Linked DNA regions of Homo sapiens: region 1 is linked to region 2. Evidence: read pairs that join two places in POLR2A ChIA-PET (ENCODE). Cell type or tissue: endothelial cell of umbilical vein. All regions are shown on one strand. Each heading gives the region's core, and the rest is flanking DNA. Links, peaks and the distances in the headings are about the cores only.

Region 1 (16,182 bases), core at 5,509-9,508, 190 kb before region 2:
CCTCACTCCATTCTCATGGTTCTGAGGCCTCCCTCCACCAGCCAAGGCACCCCCCTTCCCTGCCCTCAGTGCACATAAGAGAGAGTCAGAGGAAGTCCTTTACTTCTTCATTCTTCCTTTCATGCAACAAAGTTTTTTTTTGAGATAGAGTCTCGCTCTGTCGCCCAGGCTGGAGTGCAGTGGCATGATCTCGGCTCACTGCAACCTCTGCCTCCCAGATTCAAGCAATTCTCAGCCTTCCGAGTAGCTGGGATTACAAGCGCTGACCACCACACCCAGCTAATTTTTGTATTTTTAGTAGAGATGGGGTTTCACCATCTTGGCCAGGCTGGTCTTGAACTCCTGACCTCGTGATCCATCCGCCTCAGCCTCCCAAAGTGCTGGGATTACAGGCGTGAGCCACCGTGCCCAGCAAAGATTTGTTGTTGTTGAGACACAGTCTCACTCTGGAGTGCAGCGGTTGGGATCTTGGCTCACTGCAACCTCTGGCTCCCGGGTTCAAGCGATTCTCCTGCCTCAGCCTCCCAAGTAGCTGGGATTCCAGGTATGCACCACCACGCCCGGCTAATTTTTGTATTTTTAGTAGAGACAGGGTTTCACCATGTTGGCCTGGATGGTCTCGAACTCCTGACCTCAGGTGATCTGCCTGCCTCAGCCTCCCAAAGTGCTGGAATTATAGGCGTGAGCTACCGTTCCCAGTCTCACGTAGCAAAGATTTATTGAGAACCCACAATTTACTAGGCACTGTTCTAGGTACTGGGATAAAAAAGTGGGCAAAACCAGATCTTTGCCCTCCAGGAGCCTGGTGTGCTGGCGAGTGGAGACACGCAATAAACTAAGAAAGAAATGTGATCATTTCCAGTAATAATGAGGGCTAGCAAGAAATGAAAACAGGTGTTGTGGGTAAGACTACTTTACACCAGGCAGCCTGAAATCTGAATAAGAAGCTGTAATCATTTCCGGTGGCTGCTGTATCTAGTACCACACACTTAGTGGCTTCAAATGATATAAATTTATTCTTTTATGGTTTTGAGGTCAGAAGACTTAAATGGGCTAGCAACTCCTTCTAAAGACTCTGGGGATGAATCTGCTTCCTTGCTCTTTCCAGCTTCTAGAAGCCACCCGCATTCCTTGACTTGTGGCCCCTGCCTCTACCTTCAAAGCCAGCAGTGTGGCAGCGCCAATCTCCCTCTCTCTCTGCTTTCTCCTTCCCTCATCACATCTGTTTCTCTGACTCTGACCCCTCTGCCTCCCTCTTGAGATGGACCTCCCTGATGACACTGGGCCACCAGTAAAGTCTCCCTATCTCAAGATCTGTAATTTAATCTCATGTGCAAAGTCCCTTGTCCCATGCAAGGTAATGCACTCACAGGTTCCAGGAATTCGGACATGGATGTCTTTGGGGAGCCATTCTTCCTCCGACCAAAGGAGGAGGGAGACCTTTATGGTGGGAGGAGGGGATCCCAAGCAGAGGGAGCTGCATGGGCAAAGGCCCCACAGTTAGAATGAACTAGGCATGCTCTAGGAATAGCAAGAAGGTCAGCCTTCTAGAAGTAATGCTCCAGTTAGCTTGATTTGCATCTATGTCATTCGTGAGGCCAATCCCATCTCTATGGACAAATGTTCTACAGTGTGCGTCCAGGAGCCCTGCGAGTCTACGGCATCCCCTTGGCATTTCAGGTCATCTCCTGCATCCTTCTGCTTCTAGCTGCCGGACTCTTCACATGCTTAGAGCAAGAGCACTGGACATTTGAGGAAGGTGCCTGGCTGGGCACTCACCTGGGCTGGGGCCAGGCTGACTCTGGTGGAGGGGTGGGCCCAGTCCCTAGTACCTGAGTATAATCCTGCTCTTTCTTCCCCACTGAAGGCCAGGATTGTGTGGCTAAGGATGGATGGGGGCAGCAAAGCTAGACCTCAGGCAGTGGCAGGAGCTGTCAATGGCCATATTGTTAGCTCTGGGCTGCGGCACGGAGGCACCAGGGTAGGGCTGAATGAGGCATCTGTTCGCTAGGTCAGGATGCCCAGGTCAGGGTCTCTCTTGAGAGATGCCTCCTACCCCCACCCTAACCCCAACTCTGCCCAGACCCTGCCATGTGGCTCCCTTGATATCTCTGGTACCCATCCCTCAGGGACCACAACTGTAACTAGCTGGCTCACTGTGAGGTTGGCTGTTGGATGGTGGTCTTCTCAGTTAAAATGTGAGCTCTCCACATAAGCCAGGAACTGTCTTCATCAATGCCAAGTCCCAGCAGCCGGCAGCCAGCACCCAACCCAGGGCCTGGCTCAGAGAAGTTGCTCCATACACACGTGCAATGAATGGAGGAATGAAGGAACAGATGAGAGAGACTGGGCCACCCTTGCATCCCCTGGTCACCTCCTCCCTTGACCACTGCACCCTCCTGCTCACTAGGCCTCCCTGCCTCTGGTATCTCTTCCCAGACACTCTTCATTCTAACACACCATCTAGTTAAAACCCTCCTGGGGCTCCCTGAGACCCTCAGGATCTGCCAAGCCCCAGCCTCACCAGGCTACCCGCCCACCGATTCTGTCCTCTACCTCTGCACTCCTCCTCAAGCAGTCCCTGGCACTGTCCAGTGTGCGCCCTTGTACTTGTGTATTCTTATGCCCAGAAAGCCCCTCCTCCCCTTCTCCCGGTATGGATGGCTCCTACCCTCTGTTCAGGCTCCTACAGGAAGCGGGCCCTGACCACCCCCAGCCTCCCCTGGGCTCCCACAGCCTGTGCTTCCCCCATCTCAGCACCAATTGTAATTCTCACTTCGTACATCTGTCTCCCTTTCCACACCCTGAGCCCCTCAGGGCAGAGACTAATGCTGACCCACGTCTTTCTTTGTCTGCTCCAGGGCCCTGGACGTGGTCAGGCACAGAACAAATGTTCAGCAAAGGTGTAAGCCCAGCCCCAGGCCAGTGGGCAGGTCCTATAGCCTGACCAGTGGGCGCTTCTGCCCTCTGGTGTCCGTTTTGGGTCACTATGATTTTCTATCTCTTTGAGGGGCTTCCTAGGGTGATGTACCCCAGCAGTGGTTCTCAGAGTGTGGTCCCAGGACCAATTGTATCAGCATCACCTTGGTACCTGTCAGAAATGAAAATTCTTGGGCTGTACTCTAGGCATGAATCAGAAACTCTGGCTGGGGGGAAGCAATCTGGATTTTACCAAGCCCTCCAGATGTTTCTGATGCAGGCTGAAGTTTGAAAACCATTATCCTGGAAGAACCCTAAGCCTGAACCACTCCCAGGAGCTCCAGTTAAGGGAGGAAACAGGACCCACCTGGTGGAGTTGCCAGGTACAATACAGGATTCCCAGTTAAATTTGAATTTCAGATCAACAGAAACATGTTATTGCAAGTATTGCACAAGACAGACAAACTAAAAAATAAAAATAAAAAATTCATTGTTTATGTGAAATTCAACTTTAACTGGATGTCCTATGTTCTCTTTCTGTATCAGCAGCCCTGTGCAAAGAACCCTGTTCTTATTTCAGTACTCTGCTGTCGCCATCTTGAAATTCTTAGTAATCTTTTTTACTAGGAGCCCTGCATTTTCATTTGGCAATGGGTCCTGCAAAATGTAGCCAGTCCTAGGAAGGATCTTTACAAAGCCTCCCTGGGGGCATTCAGGATCCGGAGCTCAAAGGCAGGCGGAGTGGGACCTCTGGCACCTTAGAGATGTGCCTCTAAGGATTCTCAGCTCCTCCCTCTGCCACGTGCTGGGGGTTCCCTTCCCAGGTGGGTCAAACCTTCATCCTTCTCCGATTGTGGCTCCTGTCTCCTCACTATCTTGCTGCCTCTGTTCTCACCCCTTCTATGCCACCTTCCACACAGGACGGTGAAGTTCCGAAAATGTCTGCCCATATGCCACCCTCCTGCCCCCAAACTTTTCTCTGGATGTCTCCTTCCCACTTTTATTTATTTTTTTAATTTTTTTTTTGAGACAGTCTCCCTCTGTCACCCAGGCAGGAGTACAGTGGTGCAATCACAGCTCACTGCAACCTCCAACTCCTGGATTCAACCAATTATCCTGCCTTAGCCTCCCAAGTAGCTGGGATTACAGGTGTGTTCCACAACACCCGGCTAATTTTTGTATTTTTAATAGAGACAGGGTTTCACCAGTTGCCCAGGGTGGTCTCGAACTCCTGACCTCAAGTGATCCACCCGCCTCGGCCTCCCAAAGTGCTAGGATTACAGGCGTGAGCCACCACGCCTGGCCACCACTGCTTTTATGATAACCAGTGGCTACCATTACAGAGCACTGAAGTAGATGCTTTTCCTCATTATGTCTTGTATTCTGCAAAGTAATTCTCCTCTTGGCCAAGCCTGGGATGGGATTGCTGTGGGCAGAACCAGCCTGCAGCCTCGGATGAAGAGCTGAGTATCCGCCCCAGCTCATGCCTGACAGAGGAAAAGCCGCTGCCTGGGAAGGCTACAGAGGAGCAAGTGGAGGAGAAGCACCAGAATGATCTGTTGAGCACTTACTATGTGCCGAGCACTGTTCAGAGTGGTGGGAGCTGGATGGTGAAGGACACATATACCAACCCCACCGTCCTTGGGATGGTTCCATGGATCCTGCCAGCTTTAATCTCGGGTTTATGCCCTAACCTTAGTGTTCTAATCAAACAGTGGAGGGCAGTGGCTCTTCTTATTTTTAATTTTTCAGAAGCAAGGAGGAAGTCATTCTTTTCTTTCTCGAAGATTTGATTCCAAATTACACTGGGAGAAGTAGGTTGGGGCACAGAGGAAACAGGATTGGTATGACCCACTATTGCTGAGGCTGAATGATGGGTACGTGATGGGGTCATTAGACTCATCTCTCTAATTTTGGGTATGTTTGAAATTGTCCATCATTAATTTTTTTAAAGTATAGTTCAAAGTAATAAAACCAAAAAGTAATATTAAAACTGCAAAATCTCATCCAATGTAGAATAAGACTCTTCTCTGGGGGTGGGCTTGCCTCAGAAACTAGAGACTCAGAGAGGGCAGCGACTGCCTCTGGTCTCCCTCAGTGCAGTGGCGCGATCTCAGCTCACTGCAGCCTCCGACTCCTGGGTTCAAGTGATTCTCCTGCCTCAGCCTCCTGAGAAGCTGGGATTACAGGTGCCCACCACCACACCCAGCTAATTTTTTGTATTTTTAGTAGAGACAGGTTTTCACCATGTTGACCAGGCTGGTCTCGAACTCCTGACCTCAGGTGATCCACCCGCCTTGGCCTCCCAAAATGCTGGGATTACAGGTGTGAGCCACCTCACCCAGCATCTCCATGACCATCTGTCTATAGAGTGGGAGAGAGAGCAGATCAGGCCCTCCTTGCCTGATACAGTTGTAACCTGGCCTGGGGACCCTCTGAGACATGGTAGATGTCCAAATTCTACTCTAACTCACAGGATTCTCCAGGAGGTTTTTCAGTGAACCTCCTCCCCTGGGGACCTCTCATCTAGATCCCCCCCACCCCTGCCACCCCCACCCAAAGGAACAATGCCCCCTCTGGTTTGCAACCTCTCCCCTCAGACATCAGTTCCAGCAGTACCCTCTGTTGGGAGGTCCTCACCCCACCCGCCTCCAGCTCCCTCCACAGGCCCTCATCCGGTCCACTGGAAAAATCAGATATCCTTTGCCTAGCCTGGCAGCATGAGCCATTCCCAGGGTGGCCCTGGCTCTCCCCATTCCACCACCACACACTGCCTTTAGACTCTGTGATATGTGAGGACAATTCAGGTTCCCATGTCCCCCAACGTCTTGAAGCCCTCCGCACTTGGTTTAAAGAAGGGAGGGAAGCTCAGAGCAAAATAACAATTTTCTCCAAAAAAAGGCTTTAACATGGGTGGGTGTTGGGTGGGCTTGGTGGGGCAGGCCTGGGAGGGCACCCTCTGCTTGTGCTGCAAGATGGTCTAACTCCCCATGGAGGATGTGAGGTGCTTGGGCCCCTCAGCTTCTAGAGCCTCTGCTGAGACTCCAGCCAACAGGAAGAGCCTCATCTTCACCTCAAGTGCACAACTAGAGAATCCTAGACTTAGGGAGTTGCAACATGCTTCATTCCACTAGCCCCCAGCTTCACCTGGCAAAAGGTGATCCTCTGTGAGCCCCCACGCAAGCTCTGCCTCCTCCAGGACAACCTCCCTGACTGCTCTGTGGCAATCCCCTCCTCCCGGTGTTCCCACCCTACCTTGTTCACTCCCCCATTAAAACAATTATTATTATTATTTTATTTTTTTATAGAGATGGGGTCTTGCTACCTTGACCAGTCTGGTCTTGAACCCCCTGGCCTCAGGAGAGCTTCCGACCTCGGCCTCCCAAAGTGCTGGGATTACAGGTGTGAGCCATCATCTATTATTTGTTTAAATTGTCTTTGTGGCACATCTCCTCATCAGATTCTGAGTTCCTTAAGGAGTTCCTGAATGGCTCTGGTGTATCGCAGGGTCCCTGGTATCCAGCATGAGAGCTGCCTGGCACAGAGGAGTGGTGATACAGTGACAACAATGACAATCTTTATCAAGTGTTAACTGTATTCCAGGTCCAGAGCCAAACTTCACGGTGTATGATCTCATTAATCCTTGCTATAGCCTTGTGAGGCAGGTATTATTATCCCCATTTTATAGATGAGAAGACTAAGTCTCAAAAGGTGAAATCACCGGGCCAAGGTCACATGGGTGAAGGGTAGAAGAGCTAGGATGTGACACAAGCCTTTCTGAGTGCAGTGGCCTCATGCTGCAGTGTGTTGGGGCTCCACCATGCCTGCCCGGTTCCTAGATGAAGGCAGGGATGAGTAGCGCTAGCAGATCAGCCTGATCGCCTCAGGCCCCAGTGATATGAAAGTGGGCGGGGAAGTGCTGGGTAGAGGTGGGAGTGGCCCCTGGCTAGGGCTCCACCCCAGGGCCTGTGCCTATAGACCTAGGTGAGGATAGGCACTCCTGACTTCACACCCAAATGTTGCATTTCCCAAGACCACCCTGGCCTGCTACGCCCCCCATACTGTGCCTATAAAAACCCCGAAACCCTAGCAGGCAGAGACACAAGTGGCTGGATGTTGAGGAGAACACATCAGCAGAAGAAGACACGAGCAGCTGGGTGTCAAGAGGACGTTGGAGCATGCCGGCAGAAGGAGCACACCCACAGAGCCAGCAGGCCGGCAGGCCATCAACCGGGGGAACCTGGTGGAGTTTGGCTGGGGCAGTCGGAAAAGAGCCCAGGCCACTGAGCGGTCAACTCCAGGGGAAAACCTTCCCACTCCGTCCCTTCTGGCTCCCCCATCTGCTGAGAGCTACCTCCACTCCATAAAACCTTGCACTCATTCTCTGAGCTCAGGTGTGATCCGATTCTTCAGAACACCAAGGCAAGAACCCGGGATACAGAAAGTCCTCTGTCCTCGCAACAAGGTAGAGGGTCTAATTGAGCTGGTTAACACAAGCTGCCTATAGACGGCAAAACTAAAAGCACACAGTAGCACATGCCTGCTGGGGCTTCAGGAGCTGTAATCATCCACCCCTAGACGCTGCTGTGGGCCCGGAGCCCCACAACCTGCTCTAGAGGTTAAAGAAGCGAGGCACTGAAGAAGCAAGTCATACCCGCATCGCACGCCCTGCAAGGGGCTCAAGGGAAGCTTTCCCATTTCACCAGCAGGCAGGGACTCTGTTATCATGAGGTCACAGGATATACAGAGAGTCAGGGGACAATGGAGAGTCAAAATGAACGTGGGGGCTGCTGTCTTTCGAGGCCATTGTAAAGACAAATCAAGGTCTTACTTGATTTGGGCTGTTACTTCTTGCTGGCATTGATGAGCCTAATTTTTTTTTTAAGAGACGAGGTCTCACTCTGCAACCGAGGCTGGAGTGCAGTGGCACGATCATAGCTCGCTGCAGCCTCAAACTCCCAGGGTCAAGTGATCTTCCTGTCTTCCTGCCTCAGCCTCCTCAGTAGCCGGGGCTACTGGTGCCTGCCACCATGCCTGGGTAGCTTTTTTTTTTTTTGTAAAGACAATTCTTGTTATGTTGCTCAGGCTGGTCCCAAACTGCTGGCCTTAAGCCATCCCCCTGCTTTGGTTTCCCAAGTTGCTGGGATTACAGGCGTGAGCCACTGCGCCCAGCCTGAGCCTCATTTTCATAGTACCTTAACCCCTGTCCCAGCCTCTAACCACAGCCTGGAGGATCCCAAGGATTGGGAGGTGGTGCACAAATGCCTGGAAAACAGCAGGTTGTGAGGGATCAGGTTCTGGGTGCCCAAAGGGGCAGCAACAGGACCTGGCTGGACCACAGCTCTAGGGTGACTGTCTTGATTTGCCCAGGAATGAGGGATGTGCGACTTTCACTGCTAAAACAGGGACAGAATGGGGTCACCCTGCAACATCTCTGACCCTGCAACAGTTCCACCTGCTCAGTAGATGCTTCTGGACCCAGATGAAGCCTGGGAAGACCACAGGGTGTTCATCAACCTGGGTCTGTACACACAGGGAGGTCAGCCTGGGTGTGACCCCAAGGGCTCACAGAGCAGGGCCCAGGAATCAATCAGAGAGAGCAGGGCCCAGGAATCAGAGAGAGAGAGCAGGGCCCAGGAATCAATCAGAGAGAGCAGGGCCCAGGAATCAGAGAGAGAGAGCAGGGCCCAGGAATCAGAGAGAGCAGGGCCCAGGAATCAGAGAGAGCAGGGCCCAGGAATCAGAGAGAGCAGGGCCCAGGAATCAGAGAGAGCAGGGCCCAGGAATCAGAGAGAGCAGGGCCCAGGAATCAGAGAGAGCAGGGCCCAGGAATCAGAGCAACCAGGGCTTCAGCCCACTTCGGCATCATACTGGCTGGGTGGCCTTGGACCACTTGCTTAAAATCACTGAGGCTTCAGCAGAATACAGACTAAAGAAAGTCAATTTTTATTTAAAATAGAAAATAAAATCATTGAGCCTCCTTTTCTCTCTCTAAAAATGAGGTAACATCCACTTGGCAGGACTGTTGTGAGGATGAAAATGACATAACTCATGAAAAGTGACGTGTCACCCTAGGATTAGGAGCAGCTGTGAATAACATAACCCTACAATAACAGTGCCTTGAACAAGAGGGTTTGTTTCTCACTCAGGTAAGGATCTGGGAATAGGTGATCCAGGAGTGGTGTGGGGACCCTGCTTTGCTAAATCCTCTGGCATTTTAGGCTCCTGCCAACTCATGACTCCTCTATGCCAAGGGTGTGGCCCTTGCCTCCAATGACCAAGATGGCAGCTGGAGCCCAGGCAGCAGATGGAAGAATAAAAAAAGTGCATGTCTGTCTATCTAAGGGCATTTCCCAGAAGACATACACAGCAATGCTGCTTACATTCCATTTAGTCCTGGGGCCACAGAGAGCTGTGAAATGTGCTCTTTGTTCCCAAAGACCATAAGTCCAGGTAAAAACCAGGAGTGCTATTACTATGGAAGAAGGGGGCATGGATACTGGGGAACTAGCCCAAGTGTGAGCCACATGTGCCTAGCATAGTGGGAGGCTGAGGTGAGCGGATCACTTGATGCCAGGAGTTCGAGACCAGCCTGGGCAATATGGCAAAACCCGTCTCTACTAAAAATACAAAAATTAGCCGGGCGTGGTGGCACATCCCTGTAATCCCAGCTACTTGAGAGGCTGAGGTATGAGACTTGCTTGAACCTGAGAGATGGAGGTTGCAGTGAGCTGAGATCATGCCATTGCACTCCAGTCTGGGCGACAGAGTGAGATTCTATCTCAAAAAAAAAAAAAAAAAAGAGATCAGAAAATGTGGGCTGGGCACGGTGGCTCACGCCTGTAATCCCAGCACTTTGGGATCACCTGAGGTCAGGAGTTCGAGACTACCCTGGCCAAAATGGTGAAACCCCGTCTCTACTAAAAATACAAAAATTAGCCAGGCATGGTGGTGTGCGCCTGTAATCCCAGCTACTTGGGAGGCTGAGGCAGGAGAATCACTTAAACCCAGGGGGTGGAGCTTGCAGTGAGCCGAAATGGCACCACTGCACTCCAGCCTGGGCAACAGAGTGAGACTGTCTCAAAAAAAAAAAAAAAAAGAAAAGAAAAGAGAAAATGTGACTCTTTCTCCCTTTCACATTTGCTGACCTTTCCCCAGCCTGTGAAAGGTGAGGGTCTAGCTCTGAAGCTAGCACAGGGCATCCTGTGTACCTTGGTGGGGTGTGGGGAGGGAAGAATGGGGCTGGGACTGACTGGGAAGTAAGAGGCAGGGATATCCCTGGATGGGCCTGGCCAGCCCATCACAATGCCCCAGGACTTACCATGTGCCACCCCAAATCTGAAGGCCAGTAGTTCTGGGCCCTCAGCTCAGGCAGCTCAGCAAAGGAGGCTCTGGGGCATAAAGAGTCCTTAGGAGTCAGGAGCTGGAGGCAAGAGAGGATCCAGGGACGGGAGGACGTTTGGCTGGCATCAGGCAGGGCCCAAAGCCCACCACAGGCAGCGGACTCCAGAGTAGGAAGGCACTAGCAGGGCACCTGGAGAGAGTCCAGGCCTTCACTGAAGATGGCCTTGGGGAAAAAGAAAATATCAGAATCAAACTTATCCTGTTTTATTCTAGAAGCAAGTGAACAGATGTTGGAAGTAATCTAGGAAAAGCAGCCTCTGCCAAAAAGCAGAAACCAAAGCAGGAGGACAATGAAAAACAGACAGGGCAGCCCCACCCTGCCCATGTCAGGGAGGTGGGTTCCCAGTTCTCTAATGATGGGATGGTGACAGGACCTGCCCCTGTGGGCATAGTACGGTCCCTTGACATAGGGGGCATTGTAAGACCAGTCCAAAGAGGTCCTATTAAATGCTACCCTCCACACACACACTTTGTTCCAATATGGAACAGGGAGGAGGTGGCTTTGCATAAATATGTAAACCAGTCCTGGAAATCTGAGACTTCCTAGGCATGCTCCTTCCTCTGAGCCCCTGGTCAGCTGCAGATCCACACTGCCTTGCCTGGCCCAGTGCTACCCAAGAGGGAAGAAACCCGCATGGTCTGTGAAGGGACCTGGGCTGGAGGCTCTCCAGGCTGCCTGCTGCTTAATCACGTGCACCGACCCCAGGTGCCTGCACTTTTCCACACAGTCATCCCAGACACCCCTAATCATCTGCTCTCCTGCTGCCCCCTGCCCTCCAATCTCCCAGGCCTCTTCCCCACTCTCACTGTGGCTGACTGCCTTGCTTCCTGATTCACTGAGAGAGTGGACTCGATCAGCAATGAACTCCAGAGGCTCCACCACCACACCGACCAATCTCCTTGCATCTGCCTTCTCTCGATGGATAAAACCACGCACTCCTCAGAAGGTCGACCCCTGCTTATGTGGCTGGATTCCACCCCCTCAGCTACTCAAGGCCATGGCTGCGGCAGTCCCTCCATCTCCCCCGTATCTTCCACTGTTCTCTCATCTAGACCTTTCCCGTCAGCATACACACATTCTATCTCATAAAAACATTCTCAGTTTTTCTCTTCATCCCCTTTCCTTCCTTCCCTTTCCATCAGAACTCCTAAAAAAGGTGGTCTAGGCCAGGCATGGTAGCTCATGCTTGTAATCCCAGCACTTTGGGAGGGTGAGGTGGGAGGATCACTTGAGCCCAGGAGTTCGAGACCAGCCTGGGCAACATGGTGAGACCCCCATCTCTAAAAATAATTTTTAAAAAATTAGCTGGGCGTGGTGGCATGTGCCTGTGATCCCAACTACCTGGGGGCCTGAGGTGGGAAAATCACCTGAGCCTAGGAGATTGAGGCTGCAGTGAGCCATGATTGCGATTGCGCTGCTGCACTCCAATCTGGGGGACAGCAAGACCCTGTCTCAAAAAAAAAAAAGAGTGGTCCTTATCTTTGTCTCCAGTTCCTTCCTCCTGTTCTCTCTCAAGCTCACTTGAACCAGCATCCCACGTTTATCACTCCACTGAAACTCTTCAAGGTCACCAAGACCTCCACATTGCTAAATCCAGTAGCCAGTCCTCAATCCTGCTCTCCCTTACCAGTAGCAGCAGCAGGGAACCTGCCAACGGCCCCTCCTTGGTTTCACTTTCGTCACCTGCCTTCCAGAATACCACACAACTGTGCTCTTCCTCCCACCTCCCTAGAGGATCCTCCTGCCCTGATATGGGAGCTCCAGAGCTCAGTCCTTGGTCCTCTTTCTTCTCCCTCAAGCACCGTTTCCTTGACAGTGTCATCCAAGTTCAAGGCTTCAGATCCCTTCTCTATGCCTGTAACTCCCACATTTCCGGACCTCTCCCAGACCCCAGACTTGTGTATCCAACTGTGTGCCTGACATCTTTACTTGGATGCCTAAGACATCTGAAAATGAACGTGTCCAATCCTGAATTCTGATCTGCTCCCCAAAACCTACCCCTCTCGTCTTCCTCATGTCAGACAAGGGTGATGTCATCCTTCTAGGTGATCAAGCCAAAACATGGGGGTCATCCTTGACTCATCTCTTTGTCTCACAACCTACATTTAATTCATCAGAAAATCCTGTGGCTCTACCTCCAAAAGACACCACAGAATCTGACTACCTGTTACACGGCTCCTGCGGTCACTGTATCTGAGCCGCCATCACCTCTCCTCAGACTGCGGCATTCCCCCCCTGTCTTTACCGTATCCCCCAGGTCTAACTTAGAAGTCAAACAATGACACCTCTTTACTTAGAACTCTACAATGCCTTCCCATTTCAACTGGAGTAAAAGTCAAATTCCTACTGCAGGCTCTAGGCCCTCTGTGATTTAATCTCTGTGACCTCGTAGGCTCGTCTTTTACCTCTCCCAACCCCATCAATCACTGCCTCCATTCCAGCCACATTGGCCTCCTAGTGTGAACACACCAGGGGCCTTCACACCTGTCATCTGCTTCAGGCTTTTACTCAAACGTCAGCTTCCTTGACTCCTCTAAGTGGCAAGTGTCCTCGCTGACACCTCCTGGTCTCCTCTGTCTCTGAGGCTCTTTCTTTTGCCCATAGCATGTATCCCATCTAATACACCACTCCTTGTATTTGTTTTGCTTATTGTCTACCTCCCTCTACTAGAAAGTAAATTTCATGAAGGCAAAATTTTTCACCGCTGTGTCCCCAGGACTGTATGAAGTAATCACTCAGTATACATTTATTTAAAGCAGGAAGAAAGGAAGGAAGCAACGAATAGCGGAACCGATTGCTCTTCTGTCCTGGAGGGTTGAGCTGCCAGAGAGGGCAGTAGAAACCAGAGGCGTGTACCTTCACATGTAGCACGATGTTCCGGGTCCCATGCTGGGTGCTGGGGACATGGCCTCATGGAAGCAGACACACAAGCTGACATTCACAGAACTGACTGGTAAATGAGTGGATAGAGGCCTCGGGGAGCCCAGAGAAGAGCTTGGGTCCAGGCAGGGCTTCTGTGAGGAAGTGACACCTGAGCCGCGTCCTGAAGTCATACCTTGCCACTCTCCTCCCACTGCCCTCTAGCCCCACTGTGACTCTGAGTCAGCAATGATTCAGAAGAGCGCAGACTTGGGTGTCAGAACCTGGGTTTGCATATTGGTTTACATGCTGGGTGGCTTTGGGCAAGTCACTTCCTCTGGCCAACCTCAGTTTTCTCATCTGTAAAATGTGACAGCGGCTGGCCTAGAGCATCTCTTAAATTCCTTCCAACTTTAACATCCATCAAGCCATGGAGGTTTGCCACTCAGATCTTCCTTTAAGAGAGTGTAGAGCAGGAGTGTCGTTAGCAACAGATCCCAGCAGCAACACCCTGGGATCTACTGCTGTGTTCCTGACAAGGCCACTTTCTCCTTGGGCAGCCCTAGCCAATGACTCAGCTCAGTGGGAGAAGGAGGTCTGGCCGTTTCTGCCCAGCAGATGTCTCCTCTGTTTTTTGTTTGTTTGTTTGTTTTTGTTTTGTTTGTTTGTTTTTGAGCCAGAGTATCACTCTGTGGCCCAGGCTGGAGCACAATGGCACAATTTCAGCTCACTGCAACCTCCGCCTCCCAGGCTCAAGCGATCCTTCTGCCTCAGCCTCCCAAGTAGCTGGGACTACAGGTGTGAGCCACCACGCCCAGCCTCTAACAGCTAATTTGTGCTCTGGCCTCCCCACTGGGCTGGCTGAGGCTTTCTCGGAGCTGCAGTGCAGTCTGAGGCTCTTTCTACTTAATCCCTCCTTCCCTTCCACCTTTCCCAGATGGTAGGCCCACCTCATGGTCAGAGGGAGGCTTCCTGGAGGAGGAGACACGGGAGCTGTGCCTTCCAGGTTGACTTGGGTGTAGAGGGCCCAGCATGTGCTGCTGAGAGCCAAGAGAGGGGAGCCACTGAGGAGTTTTAATCAAGAGAATGCTGTGCTCAGATCTGAAATAGTGGGAAGTGGATAGGAGAGGGCAAGAGAGGAGGCAGGGAGAGCACCGAAGAGGCTGACATGATGGGCACTGGCCTTGGAGGTGATTATGGGAGCCACAGGGTCAAGGAGTGGATGGAAAAATGTTTAGATGTTCAGGAGATAGAAACTCCAGAGTTGGGAGCCTGGACACTCCAGTAGCTAGCTTGCTTTCTCTTTTTTTCTTTTGTTCTCTTCCTCCCCTCCTTCCTTCCTTCCTCCCTCCCTCCCTCCCTCCCTTTCTGTCACTCCATCACACAGGCTGGAGTGCAGTGGTGCAATCTCAGCTCACCTCAACTTCCACCTCCTGGGTTCAAGTGATTCTCATCCCTCAGCCTCCCGAGTGGCTGGAATTACAGGCGCGCGCCACCAGGCCCAGCTAATTTTTGTATTTTTAGTAGAGACGGGGTTTCACCATGTTGGTCAGACTGGTCTTGAACTCTTGACCTCAAGTGATCCGCCCGCCTCGGCCTCCCAAAGTGCTGGGCTTATAGGCGTGAGCCACCATGCCTGGCCTCCAGTAGCTTTAGAATTCCCTTCCCTGCATCTCTGTGACTGACGGGCTATAGGGGGTGATGTCTAGGATGTTGGGATCTGTCACAGAGATGGAGAATACTGAAGGAGCGGCTTTAGGGGGAATCGATGCAGTTTTGGACAGCATAGGAAAACAGCCTGTTGTATAATAAGGGTGACGCTGTGTCCGGAATTGGAGGGTTCTTGGTCTCACTGACTTCAAGAATGAAGCCTCGGACCCTCGCGTTGAGTGTTACAGAAGAGAACCTGGTGTTGGGGGGCAGGGGTGCTGGGGGAAAGAAGAGAACCCGGGAGGAAGCAGTAGATGGCACTTTGAATTTATAAAATTTCATTTGGTAAAGTTAACAAAAATAAAGGGGTCTGTTTTTATTACTGATGTGGCACCCTTCTCTCCCCCACTAAACTGAACACTCCTCAAGGGGAGGGGGCAGGGTCTGATTGCATTTTGCATCTCTAGTGCCAGCCTCAGGTCTGGCATGGACTGGGCCCTCAGCACAGGTTCCTGGAACTGAGTTATTCTAGGAAGCCAGGGTTCCTATCACCACCCCCATGGTACTGGCTGGTTGGGGTATTTCTAATTTTCGGCCCTGAACAGTGCCCATGGGTGCCTCTTAAGCACATGATGAGAGGGGCAGGTGTCTTCTCTCAACTCTCCTCTTCCTTCCCCCTCCCCTGCTGCTCCTGGAGATAAGGAGGCCCCTCTGTTCTGAGAGGGTGTCAGGGCTATGTTTTGAAGGAAACTCTATCAACTTAACTGGTAGCTGTTCCCAACAGTGGAGGGGCTCAAAAAAAAAGAGCGCCAGTAGGGAGGGGACCCACCTGCATGGGTCCTTCAGTGGCCTCACCTTCAGGGGATAAAACCACAGTGTGAAAGTGTAAAAATGTTTAGTACTTACACACCCTGGAGGGCACAACAGAGGTGTCTCTGTCTCTCTCTCACACACGGACACACACACACACACACACACACACACACGTCAGGGAGTGCAGGCAGGAAGAGACAAGACCCATGGGCCACTGCCTATATTGGGTCGAGGGTGTCCAGCTTTCCCTCAGGGAGCTTTAATTGGTAGGTTTAAAGCAAGCAGGCACTAGTTCCAGTTGGTCACACTGTGACTGAGAGGTGGTCACTTCCAGTTGACAAGCTCATGTCTGAATGGTCCGTTTAAAGGAGAGAGCGGGAAGGCCAGGAGCCAGCCTGCTAGGTGGGAGAGAAGCCTCTAAGTTTTATCTCCAGCCACCAGCTGGAGCCATTCGGGTGGGGCATAGTATTGGAAACTGTGTCAAGGGTGACTGAGCCCTGCTTCTGGTATGAGAACGTTAAATTAAAACATGAATG
Region 2 (16,182 bases), core at 10,222-14,221:
CCTCCCGAGTAGCTGGGATTACAAGCATGTGCCACCACGCCCAGCTAATTGTTGTATTTTTAGTAGAGACAGGGTTTCACCACGTTGGTCAGGCTGGTCTTGAATTCCTGACCTCGTGATCCACCTGCCTCGGCCTCCCAAAGTGCTGGGATTACAGGGATAAGCCACCATGCCTGGCTCTTTTTTTTTTTTTTTTTTTTTTTTGAGACGGAGTCTCGCTCTCGCCCAGTCTGGAGTGCAGTGGCGGGATCTCGGCTCACTGCAAACTGCCTCCCAGGTTCACACCATTCTCCTGCCTCAGCTTCCCGAGTAGCTGGGACTACAGGCACCTGCCACCACGCCCGGCTAATTTTTTTGTATTTTTAGTAGAGACGGGATTTCACCGTGTTAGCCAGGATGGCCTCCATCTCCTGACCTCGTGATCCGCCCGCCTCAGCCTCCCAAAGTGCTGGGATTACAGGCGTGAGCCACTGCGCCCGGCTCTGGCTCTTTTTTCTCTCTGGAATTCTCATTAAACAGATATCAGACCTCCTGAATTGATGCTTTATGACTTGATTTTTTTCTACCTATTTAAAAATATTGTGTCTGGGCATGGTGGCTCACACTTGTAATTCCAGCACTTTGGGAGGCTGAGGCAGGGGGATTACTTGAGCCCAGGAGTTCAAGACCAGCCTGGACAACATAGTGAGACCCTGTCTCTATAAAAGGTAAAAAATTAGCCAGGTATGGTGGCATGCACCTGTAGTCCCAACTACTTGGGAGGTTGAGGTGGAAGGATCATATGAGCCTAGGTGTCAAGGCTGCCATGATTGTGCCACTGCCTTCCAGCCTGGGCAACAGAGTGAGACCTTGTCTTAAAAAAAAAAAAAAAAAAAAAAAGGTAAAATAAAGAATTATTTTTTGTCTCTATATTTTTGGAGAACTATATGAATTTTTTTTTTTTTTGAGTCAGAGCCTCGTTCTGCTGCCCCAGGCTGGAGTGCAGTGGTGTGATCTTGGCTCACTACAACCTGCCCCCTCCACGCCCCCCTCAGGTTCAACCAATTCTCTCCTGCCTCAGCCTTCTGAGTAGCTGGGATTACAGGCATGCGCCACCACACCCAGCTAGTTTTTGTATTTTTAGTGGAGAGATGGGGTTCTCCATGTTGGCCCAGGTCTCAAACTCCTGACCTCAGGTGATCCGTCTGTCTCAGCCTTCCAAAGTGCTGGGATTACAGGCATGAGCTACTGTACCCAGCCACTTTTTCACATAAATTTTTTATTTTGGAGTAATTTTAGATTTGTAGGATGCTGGGTGCAGTGGCTCATGCTTGTAATCCCAGCACTTTGGGAGGCCAAAGTGGGTGGATCACTTGAGGTTAGGAGTTCAAGACTAGCCAGGTCAATATGGTGAAACCCCATCTCTACTAAAAATACAAAAATTAGCTGGGAGTGGTGTCAGGCGCCTGTTGTCCCAGCTACTCGGGAGGCAGAGGCTGCAGTGAGCCGAGATTGCGCCACTGCCCTCCAGCCTGGGTGACAGAGCAAGACTCCATCTCAAAAAAAAAAAAAGGGTTTTAGAAAAGTTGCAAAGATAATATACAAAGTTCCCATATACCCTTCACCCACTTTCTTCTAATGTGAGCATCTTACATTGATGGGAGCCGAAAGCCTGAGCGTTGTGACCAACTCAGCATTCCACTGGAGGCTATATGATCAAACAGCAAACTGTTTATCATGAATACAGAATGTGGGCAAACTCGCACCTGCACCTGCTACCAGAAGGTATGCTGAGGGCAGTCACTCCCTGGTGCCGTGCTCCTTGAGGTTATCTATGGGGACATCTGGAGCCTAGTCTTCAAAGAATGTAGTCATGCAGGCCATGTACTAAGTCAAGCAGCTGACCGACAACCACCCCCTTCTCCTTATCTCCTTTACTTAGTAAATACAAAGGGCTCTAGAAGCTCAGGGCCCTTGTTCACTAGAAGCAAGGAGCCCCCTAACCCCTTCTTCCAAATATACTCTTTTGCCTTTGATTTTTTTTTTTTTTTTTTTTTTTTTTGAGAGGGAGTCTCGCTCTGTTGCCCAGGCTGGAGTGCGGTGGAGCGATCTTGGCTCACTGCAAGCTCCGCCTCATGGGTTTACGCCATTCTCCTGCCTCAGCCTGTCAAGTAGCTGGGACTACAGGTGCCCACCACCACGCCTGGCTAATTTTTTGTAGTTTTAGTAGAGATAGGGTTTCACCGTGTTAGCCAGGATGGTCTCGATCTCCTGACCTCGTGATCTGCCTGCCTCGACCTCCCAAAGTGCTGGGATTACAGGCGTGAACCACCACGCCTGGCCTTGTCTTTGTTTTTATTCCCATGTTTGCCCTCCTTTGTTCAGTCCACCAGGGTCCGTGGCATTACATAACTGTGGTCCATCAAAACTAAGAAGTTAACATTCATATATTACTATTAATGAAACTCCAGATTTTCACTAGTTTTCCTACTAATGTCCTTTTCTGTTCCAGGACCCACTCCAGTATTTCCCACCGTATTTAGTCCTCATGTCTCCTTGGTCTCCTCTGTGACAATTTCTCAGTCTTTCCTTGTTTTTAAAATCATTTTCACAGTTTTAAGAGGGCTGGTCAGGTATTCCGCAGAATGTTCCTCAATTTGGAATTTTTCTTATGATTAGGCTGGAGTTAGGTATTTTGGGGGAGAATATCACAACAGTGGAGTGTCTGGCTCATCACATGATATCAGCTGGTGACGTAACCCTGATCACTTCAAGTGTTTGCCAGATTTCTCCACTTTAAAGTTACTATTTTTTTCCCTATCCATACTCTGTTCTTTGGAAGTGAGTCACTAAGTCCAGCACACATTCAAGGCAAGAGGGCTAATTCAACTCCATCTGGAGGGGAGAGTATATCTATATATTATTTGGTATTCCCCTGTAAGGAAGATCTGTCCTTTCCTGCCATGTATTTATTTATTCAACCATTTATTTAGACCACTATGGACTCATGTTTATTTATTTTATACTTTGGGTTATAATCCAATATGACCTTATTTATTTTGTTGCTCATACTGTTCCGGTTTTGGCTATTGAGAGCTCTTTCAGGTTCCTTTTTTTTTTTTTTTTTTTTCAGTGCTTCCTTATTTTCTGGCACTAGCTTCTAGAATTTTTTTTTTTTTTTTTTTTTTTTTGAGACGGAGTCTCACTCTGTTGCCCAGGCTGGAGTGCAGTGGTGCGATCTTGGCTCACTGCAAGCTCTGCCTCCTGGGTTCGTGCCATTCTCCTGCCTCAGCCTCCCAAGTAGCTGGGACTACAGGCGCCCACCACCATGCCCTGCTAATTTTTTGTATTTTTTAGTAAAGACGGGGTTTCACCATGTAGCCAGGATGGTCTTGATCTCCTGACCTCGTGATCCACCTGCCTCGGCCTCCCAAAGTGCTGGGATTACAGGCGTGACCCACCGTGCCCTGCCACTTCTAGACTTTTTAATTATATTTTTTATCTGGGCAATCATGTTTTTTATTTCCCAGGACTCTTTCATGTTGTCTAATTGATCCCTTTATTAGCAGTTCTTTCTTGTTTTATGAATCTAATATAGTCTCAAATTAGAATTTGTTTCTAATTGTAATATTGAAAATACTATTTATTGGATTTAAATGAGCAGAATTACTCTCTAGATAAAGCATGGAAGACTTCATTATAGTTACAGAATAAATTTAAATATTATAACTCTTAGCAATGTAACAGTATAACTATCAGTGTCAGAAGGCTGGAGGAGAAGAGGAGAGATCAAACACTGCACAGATGCTAACTTTTTCATTTTACATAGTATAAATCAAGAGATGCTATCTTGGCCAGGCACGCTGGCTCAAGCCTTAATCCCAGCACTTTGGGAGGTCAAGGCAGGAGGATCAGTTGAGCCCAGGAGTTCGAGACCAGCCTGGGCAATATGTTGAGCCCCCATCTCTATTATAAAAAACAAAAAAAAGAAAAAAAATGACAGATACTATCTAAAGTGCATAGGAATGGAAATAAAGGTTTTAAGCAATTATCAATCAATGGAAGACTAAACTAACACTACAACACAACGTAGAAAGGATTGGGAGATGAGCATTAAAGTAAATGAGCAAATGTCCTTTTTCATGAGAAGAGTCAATAAATGTTAATTCAAGTGGATAAATCAAGAAATTGAGGTATATGCATATCAATCAGATTTGTGGTACAAACTACCATAGCTAAAAGCAGAAAAGGTAAAAATAAAGTTTTTTTAAGAGAGGGGTTAAGGGCTGGGCGCAGTGGCTCACGCCTGTAATCCCAACACTTTGGGAGGCCAAGGCAGGCTAATCACAAGGTCAGGAGATTGAGACCATCCTGGCTAACAAAGTGAAACCCTGTCTCTACTAAAAATACAAAAAATTATCTGGGCATGGGCATGGTGTTGGGTGCCTATAGTCTCAGCTACTTGGGAGGCTGAGGTAGGAGAATGGCGTGAACCTGGGAGGTGGAGCTTGCAGTGAGCTGAGATCACGCCACTGCACTCCAGCCTGGGCAACAGAGCTAGACTCCATCTCAAAAAAAAAAAGAGAGGGGTATAGGGCAGCGTGGGATGAGGTGGGGTGGGGCTTTGACTTTTCCCTTACTAACATTCTATATTGAAACTTTTTTAAAAAGTAATGCTTTTATAAAAATAATTAAAATGTACATAAATGTTGACTGCAGAAACATGCTGGTGCTTGATAGAACGTGCAGAGTGGGCAGGGATATGATGGGGCTGGATGGGGCAAGAAAGCCGTTTCCCTGCTTGGGAGAGGTGCAAAGTGTGCAGGAAGGAGGGGTTGGAGCTGTAGAAAACAGCCCACCTTGGATTCAGGGGGTCCCAGAGGGCAGGGCCCTTTCTCCTGCTCCTAAGCACGCTCATCATCCAACAATTATCTAGCGCTTCCTAAGCTTCAGACCCTGTTTTGGGGGTGAGAATATGGAGCCATCTTTGCTCTGGATATTTAAACCATCATTACAAAAAGACTGCTGACCCTAGGGTTGGCAGTCCCCACCATGGGAGAGGTATAGTCCATCCCTTTCTGATGAAGGAAGCTGGAGGATTCCCAGGAGGTGGGTGTAATCCCTGGTTTCCTCAGGACTGTCCTAGTTTAAAAACTCATAGCCCTATGTCCCAGGAAACCCCCGCATCTGGGAAACCTGTGCAGTTGGTCACCCTTCCAAGGGGGCAATTCCAGCCCAGCCTCTCATTCTTCCTCCATCTTGGTTCTGCTGGAGGAGAACCTCTAGAGCCCCTAGCATGATCTGCTTTCTGAATTTTGGAGGGTCCACAGTAGTCGGGGGGTTGGGGACAGTGCAGATCAGGGAGCCAGTAGTGCTGATTTTCTGGATGGTTAAAAGAAAGGAAAGAGAGGACTCCAGCAAAGGGAACTAGGAGAAGTGGGAATAGAGTAAGGTAGGGTGATCTCTCATCCTCCAGAATTAGCATGTCTAAAAGCATACAGTTTGGGCTGGGCACAGTGGCTCATGCGTGTAATCCCAGCACTTTGGAGGCCAAAGTGGGTGGATCACCTGAGGTCAGGAGTTGAGACCAGCCTGATCAACATGGTGAAACCCCTGTCTCTACGAAAAATACAAAAATTAGCTGGGTGTGGTGGCAGGCACCTGCAATCCCAGCTACTTGGGAGACTGAGGCAGGAGAATTGCTTGAACCTGGGAGGCAGAGGTTGCAATGAGCCAAGATCACACCATTGCACATCAGCCTAGGGACACAGTGAGACTCAGTCTCAAAAATAAATAAATAAATACGTAAATAATTTTTTTAAAAAAGCATATAGCTTGGCCCTGGGAGAGGACCAGATTGTTATGTCCACCCCATTTCTTAAAATACATTTATTCAATAAATATTTATTGAGCACTTACTATACTAGGCTCTGATTATTCAGTTACAATACACACACGAAGTAATCAGCTCTGTTCTAGGCTCTGGGGGTGCAGTTAGAAACCAGGCAAATACAGACACAGATACAAAGCTTACAATCCAAAAGGGGATGCTGACAGTTGACCATATTCTTATGGGGCTATTTCCATCCCATTAACCTATTTGTCTATCCTTAGACTAGTACTATTCAGTCTTTTGTGTGTGTGTGTGTGTGTGTGTGTGTGTGTGTGTGTGTGTGTGTGTGTGCGTCTTGCTCTGTCACCCAGGCTGGAGTGCAGTAGTGCAGTCTCGGCTCACTGCAACTTCCAACTCCTGGGTTCAAACGATTCTCATACTTCAGCCTCCCAAGTAGCTGGGATTATAGGCATGTGCTACCACGCCCAGCTAATTTTTGTATTTTTAGTAGAGATAGGATTACATCATGTTGGCCAGGCTGGTCTCGAACTCCTGGTCTCAAGTGATCTGCTTGTCTCAGCCTCCCAAAGAGCTGAGATTATAGGTGTGAGCCACTGTGCCCAGCCCCATTCAGTCTTCATAATGGTAGCTTGAGAATAAATTTTAAAATCAGGTAGTATGTGTCCTCCAACTTTGTCTCCCCCTCACCACCAAGATTGCTTTTGCTATTTCCATATAAATGTCTACAACAAAGCTTATCGTATTGGATTTATAGAACAATTTTGGGAAAATAACAGCTTAATATTGTGTCTTACAAACCATGAATTTGTTATGTTTCTTAATTTGTTTAGCTCTTTGATTACTTTCAACAACGTTTTATGATTTTCAGTGTAAAGATAGAGGTCTTACATGTCTTTAGTTAAATTTATTTTTTATTTTTTTTATTTTTTATTTTTCTGATACAGCATCTCACTCTCTTGCCCAGGCTAGAGTGCAGTGTTGGATCTCGGCTCACTGCAACCTCTGCCTCCCGGGTTCAAGGGATTCTCCTGACTCAGCCACCCGAGTAGCTGGGACTACAGATGTGCGCCACCACACCTGGCTAATTTTTGTATTTTTTTTAGTAGAGACAGGGTTTCACTATGTTGGCCAGGCTGGTCTTGAACTCCTGACCTCAGGTGATCCATCTGCCTTGGCCTTGGCCTCCCAAAGTGCTGGGATTACAGGTGTGAGCCACTGTGCCCAGCCAAATTTATTCTTAAGTACTTTGTGTTTTTTGATGCTATTATAAATAGAAATTTAAATCTCAATTTCTTTTTTATTTTTAGAAACACAATAGATTTTCATATATTGTTTATTAATTCTAGCAGTTTTATACATTCCTTAATATTTTATATGTAAATATTCATGTAATCTGCACATATAGACAGCTCTACTTTTTTCTTCTCAATATTTGTGCCTTTTATTTCATATATATATTTAATTTAATTAATTAAATTTTTAAAAAATATGGAGTCTCACTCATTGCCCAGGCTGGGGTGCAGTGGCGCGATCTTGGCTTACTGCAACTTCCACCTCCTGGGTTCAAGTGATTATCCTGCTTCAGCTTCCCGAGTAGCTGGGATTACAGGCATGTGCTACCACGCCTGGCTAATTTTTGTATTTTTAGGAGAGACAGGGTTTCACCATGTTGGCCAGGCTGGTCTCAAACTCCTGACCTCAACTCGGCCTCCCAAAGTGCTGGGATTACAGGTGTGAGCCACTGCGCCCTGCCTAAAGTACATGTTTTGAAGGCAGTATAAATTGAGCCTTGCTTTGTTATTCTTTTAATTAGAATGTTTAGTCCATATATACTTACTGCAGTTTTTTTTTTTTTTTGAGACAGAGTTTCACTCTTGTTGCCCAGGCTGGAGTGTAATGGCGCGATCTTGGCTCTCCGTGACCTCCACCTCCCAGGTTCAAGCAGTTCTCCAGCCTCAGCCTCCCAAGTAGCTGGGATGACAGGCATGTGCCACCACACCCGGCTAATTTTGTATTTTTAGTAGAGACAGGGTTTCTCCATGTTGGTCAGGTGGGTCACGAACTCCCGACCTCAGGTGATCCACCTGCCTTGGCCTCCCAAAGTGCTGGGACAACAGGCGTGAGCCACCGCACCCCGCCCCTTAATGCAGTTTTTATATGGTAAGATTTAGATCTACCATTTTGCTGTGTTTCTTTTTTGTCCCATCTGTTTTTTGTTCTCTTTTTCCTTTCTGTCCTCTTTCAGGTTAATCAAGTATTTTTAGTACTTCATTTAAATATACCTACTTCCTGTATTTTTAAGTGGTTCCTCTAGGGATTACAATATACCTCCATAACCTATCACAGTTTATTCAGAATAAAAGATATAGGCTGGGTGCGGTGGCTCACGCCTGTAATCCCAGCACTTTGGGAGGCCGAGGCCTGTGGATCACCTGAGGTCAAGAGTTCAAGACCAGCCTGGTCAACATGGTGAAACCCCATCTCTACTAAAAATACAAAAAGTAGCTAGGTGTGGTGATACACTCCTGTAGTCCCAGCTACTGGGGAGGCTGAGGTGGGAGAATCGCTTGAACCTGGGAGGCGGAGTTTGCAGTGAGCTGAGATCACGCCACTGCACTCCAGCCTGGGCGACAGAGCAAGACTCTGTCTCAAAAAAAAAAGAAGACCAGCCTGGACAACATGGTGAAACCCTGTCTCTACAAAAATACAAAAATTAGCTGGGCATGATGGCAGGTGCCTGTAATCCCAGCTACTTGGGAGGCTGTGGCAGGAGAATTGCTGGAATCCAGGAGGTGGAGATTGAAGTGAGCTGAGATGGCGCCCTTGCACACTCCAGCCTGGGTGACAGAGGGAGATTCTGTCTAAAAAAAAAAAAAAAAAAAAAAATATGAACCTTACAACAATATAATTCAATTTATCTGTCTTTTATGCTATTGTTGCCACACATTTCACTTCTACATGCATTAAAAACTCCACAATAAAATATTATTTTGATGTTCACCAGTCAATTAAAAGCAGAGAAAAAAATTTGTTCATGTATTTGTCCATATACTCACTGTTTCTAGTATTCTTTCATACCCTTCTAAAGATCTAACTTCTGGGGGGCAGGCATGGTGACTCATGCCTGTAATCCCAGCGCTTTGGGAGGCTGAGGCAGGAGGATCACTTGAGCCCAGGAGTTTGAGACCAGCCTGGGCAACATAATGAGACCCCTGTCTCCACACACATACAAAATTAGCCGGGCATTGTGCTACATTTTGGACTCAAGCGATTCTCCTTCATTGGCTTCCCAAATTGCTGAGATGACTGCGAGTGAGCCACCGTGCCCAGCAACATTTCTTATTCTGCAGGTCTGCTGGCAATTAATGCCCTATGCTTTCATTTATCTGAAAAGATCTTTATTTCACTGGACTGACAGGTTTTTGTTTACTTTTCAGCATTTTAAAGATGATATTCCATTGTTTTCTGGCTCCATGGTTTCTGATGAGAAGTCAGGATTCATTTGTATTGTTTCTCTGTACGTAATCTGTTTGCTATTATGTCTTTTTCTATGGCTACTGTCAAGACTTTCTCTTTCTTGCTGGGCATGGTGGCTCACGCCTGTAATCCCAGCACTTTGGGAGGCCGAGGTGGGCAGATCACCTGAGGTCAGGAGTTCGAGACCAGCCTGACCAACATGGAGAAACCCCGTCCCTACTAAAAATACAAAATTAGCCGGGCGTGGTGGCGCATGCCTGTAATCCCAGCTACTCGGGAAGCTGAGGCAGGAGAATTGCTTGAACCTGGGAAGTGGAGGTTGTGGTGACCTGAGATCACGCCTTTGCACTCCAGCCTGGGCAACAACAGCAAAACTCTGTTTCAAAAAAAAAAAAAGACTTTTTCTTTCTTTTTTGTTTTTAACAGTTTGATTATGATGTGTTTAGGTATTGTTTTCTTCGTATTTATCATACTTGGATTTTGCTAAACTTTTTGGATTTCTAATGAGGTTTTTCATCAAATTTATGAAATTCAAATACTTTTTCTGTCAAATACTTATTTGGGGGCTTACCCCCTTTGTGCCCCTCTTCTTTCCAGGATTTCTCCTTCAATTTCTAGCCATTTTAGCAGCCCCTAATTCCACCCTTTAATATCTCAAGCAGCTTCCTGCGTCCTAGAGATTTCTTCCTGAGTCCTAGCTTCCATGCACTGCCCAGATTGGGTAGCGCCTTCAGGAGGAAAGTATAGAAAACGAGATTTCCCCAGTGTGGTTCCCATCTAACAAGGGTGAATCTCCTCCAATTTCAGACTGTTTTTGTTTGCTCTGCAGTGCTTTCAAATCCTTGTTTTTGTTTTTTAATTCAAATACAGCGTTTTACTCTGTCACTCAGGCTGGAGTGCAGTGGCGCAATCTCAGCTCACTGCAGCCTCAAACTCCTGGGCTCAAGCCATCCTCTTGCCTCAGCCTCCCAAGTAGCTGGGACTACAGGTGCACGCTACCACGCCCGGTGAATTAAAAAAAAATTTTTGTTTTTTGAGACAGACTCTCACTCAGCCACCCAGGCTGGAGTGCAGTGGTGTGATCTCGGCTCACTGCAACCACTGTCTTCTGGGTTCAAGCGATTCTCCCATCTCAGCCTCCCAAGTAGCTGGGATTACAAGCACCCACCATCATGCCTGGCTAATTTTTGTATTTTAGTAGAGACGGGGTTTCACCTTGTTGGCCAGGCTGGTCTTGAACTCCTGACCTCAGCTGATCTACCTGCCTTGCCTTCCAAAGTGCTAGGATTACAGGCTTGAGCAACTGTACCTGGCAAAAAAAAAAAAAAGAAAATTTTTTTTTTTTCCAGAGACAGGGTCTCGCATGTTGCCCAGGCTGGTCTTGAACTCTTGGGCTCAAGCGATCCTCCCACCTTGGCCTCCTGAAGTGCTGGGATTACAAGCTTGAGCCACCATGCCCAGCCAAATCCTTGTTTTTATATTTTGTCCAACATTTATATTGTTATCTGGAGGAGGGTGGAGGATAATACTCCACCATTAACAGAGTCAGAATCATTTTCTCCCTGTTTTAGAAAGCTAGCAACACTAAGGCATCCTGGCAAAGGCCTGTCAGCAAGGACATCTATCCCTTCATGTTGCCTCCCATTCTGAGCTATTCCTATAACTCACCCAGTTGCATTTCATAGTGAAGTGGATACTTGAATTGTTTTTGGCTGCTCAGCCTCTAAACTCTATTCTCATGTTTGGGGAATTCTCTATCCCATGAGTCTTACAGTAAGTCAAAGCCCACCTCCCAGAATGGAAATCTCAAATGCCATCTACACAGTTTCTCAGCATCCTTGAAGCAAGGGTGGGACCACATAACCTAGACTCAGCCAATCAAATGCATGGGGGACTTTGACTCAAAGATGTAGGGCCAACAAAGAGTCCATCATGGTGACAGAGGCAGCAGTGGCCATATCTAGTTTCTGGGGGCAGCAATGGGGTTGGGTTTGGTGCTGGAGAAAGTGGAGATGTGAACTGTGGTGTCCATTGTTCAGCAGTGGCAGCTACCTGAATATATGGCCAATAATTTTTTTGTATGTTTAAGTCTGCCAGAATTGGTTTTTGTTGATTACAAATGAGAATTTTGATGCTGGGCACGTTGGCTCACGCCTGTAATCCCAGGACTTTGGGAGGCCGAGGCGGGCAGACTACGAGGTCAGGAGATCAAGACCATCCTGGCTAACACGGTGAAACCCCGTCTCTACTAAAAATAAGAATACCAAAAATTAGCTGGGCGTGGTGGTGGGTGCCTATAGTCCCAGCTATTCCGGAGGCTGAGGCAGGAGAATGGCGTGAACCCGGGAGGCAGAGGTTGCAGTGAGCCGAGATCGCACCACTGCACTCCAGCCTGGGCAACAGAGCGAGGCTCCATCTCAAAAAAAAAAAAAAAAAAAGATAACATTGAAATGTCCACCTAGTGATAAATACCAACAATCCCATCTTAGGAAAATGGGGACTGGAGATCTTGTTAGACAAACCTAAAACAGGCCCTGAGCCATACTGGGGAGATGCCTTGTCTGAGCCTGCTTCCTCAGGATACGGCCCCATCTTCCTTTCCAATCCTTCCCCACTACTCTGCTTTCGCCACAGATCCATCTGAATTCCCCCAAGCATTGTGCCTTTTCCTTCCTTCCTGGCTTTGCAGCTGTTGTGTGTCCTCTCTCTGGAATGCAGTTATCATTCCTCCCTCTGAATTGCTGACACCATGTCCTAATTGGTCTTCCTGTCTGCATCCCTTTTGGTGCATGTCCAATCCATTCTTCACACATCCACCAGAGCATCTTCTCCAAATGCATGTCTGATCATGTCACCTCTCTGCACAGCCTCTTCATTGATACTTGGATGAAGAACAAATTCCTTACATGACCCTCCAGGCCCAGCATGGTCTCGTTCCTGGTACCCCTCCAACTTTATTGGGAGACACTTAGGAGGTAGTCCGGGACTAGGTAGCTAAGGAGTGAGGTGGACAAGAAAGGAGTCAAGGATCACACTCAGATTTCTGGTTGGGCAGAGGTAGGGAAGCTCCTTATTAGTTTCTCAATTTCTAACATCTTGAAGGAGCACATCAGTAAGGCTTCAGTCAGGCTCAAGTCCTTTTTTTTTTGAGATGGAGTCTCACTCCGTCGCCTCAGCTGGAGAGCAGTGGCATGATCTCGGCTCACTGCAACTTCCATCTCCCAGGTTCAAGCGATTCTCCTGCCTCAGCCTCCTGAGTACCTGGGACTACAGGCGCGTGCCACCACACTTGGCTAATTTTTGTATTTTTAGTAGAGACAGGGTGTTGGCCAGGCTGGTCTTGAACTCCTGATCTCAGGTGATCCACCCACCTCAGCTTCCCAAATTGCTGGGATTACAGGCGTGAGCCACCACACCCAGCTCAAGTCCTTTGTTGAACAAGGAGCTGAAAACTCATCCACCCACTCACTTACACTTCAGTCTGACTTTAGTCTGACACTCAGCTACCTGCCCAGCTACGCAGAAGCTTTGGGTTTGAGTCCTTGCTCTACCTTTCATTTGCTATGCCCTTGGCTTAAGCAGTTTCCCTTGTAAAGTTTTGTGTTCTCATCTAAAAAGCAGACATAATACTTCCTTTCTCTCTCTCTATCTCTCCTTTTCTTTCTTTTCTTTTTCTTGCTTTCTTTCTTTTTTTTTTTTCTTGCTTTCTTTCTTCTTCTTCTTTTTTTTTTTTATTAAAGAGACAGGGGTCTCTGCACAGGCTGGAGTGCAGTGGTATAATCATAGCTCATGGCAGCCTCAAACTCTTGGTCTAAAGGTATCCTCCTTCCTTGGTCTCCCGAGTAGTTAAGACTACAGGCACACACCACCAAACCCAGCTAGTTTTTTGTTTTTTTATTTTTTGTAGAGATCTCACTATGTTGCCCAGGCTGGTCTCAAACTCCTGGGCTCTAGCAATCCTCCTGCCTCAGCCTCCCAAAGTGCTGGGATTACAGGCATGAGCCACCACACCCAGAACCACCCTTTCTCATTTTTTAATAAGAAATGATTGTGAGTGGTAAATTTCAGGCATGTGACTCGCCCTAGTTGGAACACAGTTGGAGATGACCATCTCCTATGAGCCTCAGCTGCAGAAGCCATTTGCCTTTGAGCAAAAATCACTCTGTTGCTCAGGTGGAGGATGTGACACAAATGGGTTGACGGGAAGAATGGAGGCCACCAGTCCTCTCGACCGTGACTTCCCTTGGAGAATTACATGGAGAGTTGGCACAGACAGACCCTGACCCAAACCTCTGAGTCATCCTGGATCCTCCATTATTCACAGCCAGTCCCTCAGTAGGTGCTGGCAGCTCCCCTTTCAAATATATCCTGAACCCGGCCAGGCGTGGTGGCTCACGCCCGTAATCCCAGCACTCTGGGAGGCCGAGGCGGGTGGATCACTTGAGGTGAAATCCCGTGTCTCTACTAAAAATACAAAATTAGCTGGGCAGGATGGCATGCGCCTGTAGTCACAGCTACCTTAGGAAGCTGAGGCACTAGAATCGCCTGAACCTGGAAGGCAGAGTTTGCAGTGAGCTGAGATCGTGCCACCGCACTCCAGCCTGGGCAACAGAGTAAGACTCTGTCTCAAAAAAAAAAAAAAATCTGCTTCCCAAATATATCCTGAACCCCATTACTTCCTTCATTTCTGTGGCCACCTGTCTTGCCCAAAACCCCACCCTGACGACTGCAATAATGGGGTGCCTTGCCTCTGCTGTTGTCCAGTACCAAGTCATCTCTATCCAACAGTTAGAGTGACCTTTAAAAATGTAAAGCAGATACTGGTGCTCAGCTGCTTAAACCTCCCACTGGCTCCCCAAACTCCTCATCCTCAACTACAAGTTCTGTGTGACCCCAACCCTGCTGCCTCACCTGTACCACCCCTTGCCTGTTCACCAACACCAGGAGCACTGTCCTTGCTCCTGCGCCTCTACAGTTGCTGCTCCTTCTGCCTGGGCAGCATCTTCCCTGACTGTCCCCTCACATCGCTGATTCTTTTCCGCAGGTTTCAGCCCAAAGCCCACCTCCTCGGAGGGCCTAGGGCCTTTTTCTAAGTCTACTTGTCCCTATCACCCTGTTTCATTATTGCTTTATTTTCTTCATAAAACTTATTACTGGCTGAGATTATATTGTGGATATACAAAGAGTTCTCCTCAACATTATCACTTTTACATTTTATTAATTTTTTTTTTTTTTGAGATGGAGTCTGGCTCTGTCACCCAGGCTGGAGTGCAGTGGCGTGATCTCGGCTCACTGCAATCTCCACTTCCCAGGTTCAAGTGATTCTCCTGCCTCAGTCTCCCAAGTTGCCAGGACTACAGGCGCCCGCCACCATGCCTGGCTAATTTTTTTTTTTTTTTTTTTTTTGTATTTTTAGGAGAGACAGGGTTTCACCATGTTAGCCAGGCTGGTCTTGAACGCCTGACCTCAAGTGATCTACCCGCCTTGGCCTCCCAAAGTGTTAGGATTACAGGCATGAGCCACTATGCCCGGCCATTTTATTAATACATAAATATGTTTTTCAAAAATTAGCTGGGCGTGGTGGTGGGCGCCTGTAGTCCCAGCTACTCGGGAGGCTGAGGCAGGAGAACGGCCCGAACCCAGGAGGCAGAGCTTGCAGTGAGCCGAGATTGCGCCACTGCACTCCAGCCTGGGTGACAGAGCAAGACTCCGTCTCAAAAAAAAAAAAAAAAAAAAAAATATATATATATATATATATATATATATGTTTTTCATAGAGCCTGGCAGGTAAAGCAAAATTGTCCTCTTGACTCTTCTTCTGCCATCGTTGCTCCCTCACTGGAATTTAAAGTAAATTAAATCGACCGGGAGCAGTGGCTCACGCCTGTAATCCCAGCACTTTGGGAGGCCAAGGTGGGTGGATCACCTAAGGTCAGGAGTTCGAGACCAGCCTGGCCAACATGGTGAATCCCTATCTCTACAAAAATACAAAAATTAGCTGGGCATGATGGCAGTGGCTGTAATTCCAGCTACTGGGGAGGCTGAGGTGGCAGAATTTCTTGAACCCAGGAGGCAGAGGTTGCAGTGAGCCAAGATCATTCCATTGTACTCCAGCCTGGGTGGCAGAGCAAGACTTCGTCTCAAAAATAAATAAAATAAATAAATATATTTAGATGTTTTGGGCATCAGCATGGAGAGATCCATTGGAGATCTTATGGTTTGGTCAAACCTGTTTTACAGGTGGGGAAACTGATGTGGAGAGTGGCAGGACCTGGCTTCACCATCCTGGTTAGGGATCTCCTGTCATCAAAGAAGATTCTAGTCTGCTCCTTTCCAGATCTCTGAGCCCTGCAGAAACAACAGGTGGCTTCCTCTTCTTCCTCTGTAGAGGGTGAAACCCAGAGGCCAAGACTGGGAGGAGGGTTCTGGGCTTTCATCCATACTCTCTAGCTCCTAACATTGCCCAGAGGTGGGCCACCCTGCCTACCCATCAGCCTCCCCCTGCCCCTCTGCCAAATCTGGACATAATTATAGTAATTATACTGCATATAAACAGTATAGGTAACTGCTTCTGAGCATAATTACAGGAGATGTTTACATACTCACAACAGCATCAGAGTAAATGATAGCTTACTTTCCCCTTAATACTTAGATATCAGGGACCTATCCGGGATAATTAGCCAAATCTCAGTAGTGAGGGTGTGGTAAAGACCTTACCGTTTCCCACTACCTGCAAAGCAGGAAGGCACCTCAGACAAAGCAGGGTCCCAGCCAAGATTTCACAGGACATCAAGAAGCCTGCAGAGAAGTGGGCTAACATCTACTGGGCACCTACTGTATGCAGGCGCTCAGGGGAGGCCAGCAAACACAAG

The links. ChIA-PET counts read pairs that join two places held together with the same protein. Peaks named below come from ENCODE experiments on the same cell type or tissue, not always from the same donor. Only the 100,000 strongest peaks of a DNase experiment are listed, where the experiment ranks them.
Region 1: POLR2A ChIA-PET joins it to region 2 with 5 read pairs; 4 of 35 experiments call an interaction of 5 or more read pairs at or near these places.

The regions. Positions count from the first base shown.
Region 1 is chr11:75,534,521-75,550,702 of GRCh38, reverse strand. No RefSeq gene overlaps it. Among named protein-coding and RNA genes, the nearest start is that of GDPD5, 17 kb to the right of the region's middle. RefSeq lists enhancers at 6,964-7,465, 12,952-13,021, 13,182-13,231, a silencer at 13,221-13,721 and a cis regulatory region at 15,293-16,182. In endothelial cell of umbilical vein, for the core only: no CTCF peak of the experiment used is centred there; no DNase peak of the experiment used is centred there.
Region 2 is chr11:75,352,667-75,368,848 of GRCh38, reverse strand. No RefSeq gene overlaps it. Among named protein-coding and RNA genes, the nearest start is that of ARRB1, 9.1 kb to the right of the region's middle. RefSeq lists an enhancer at 15,980-16,182. In endothelial cell of umbilical vein, for the core only: no CTCF peak of the experiment used is centred there; a DNase peak (open chromatin) is centred at 12,118; H3K27ac peaks cover 585 bases.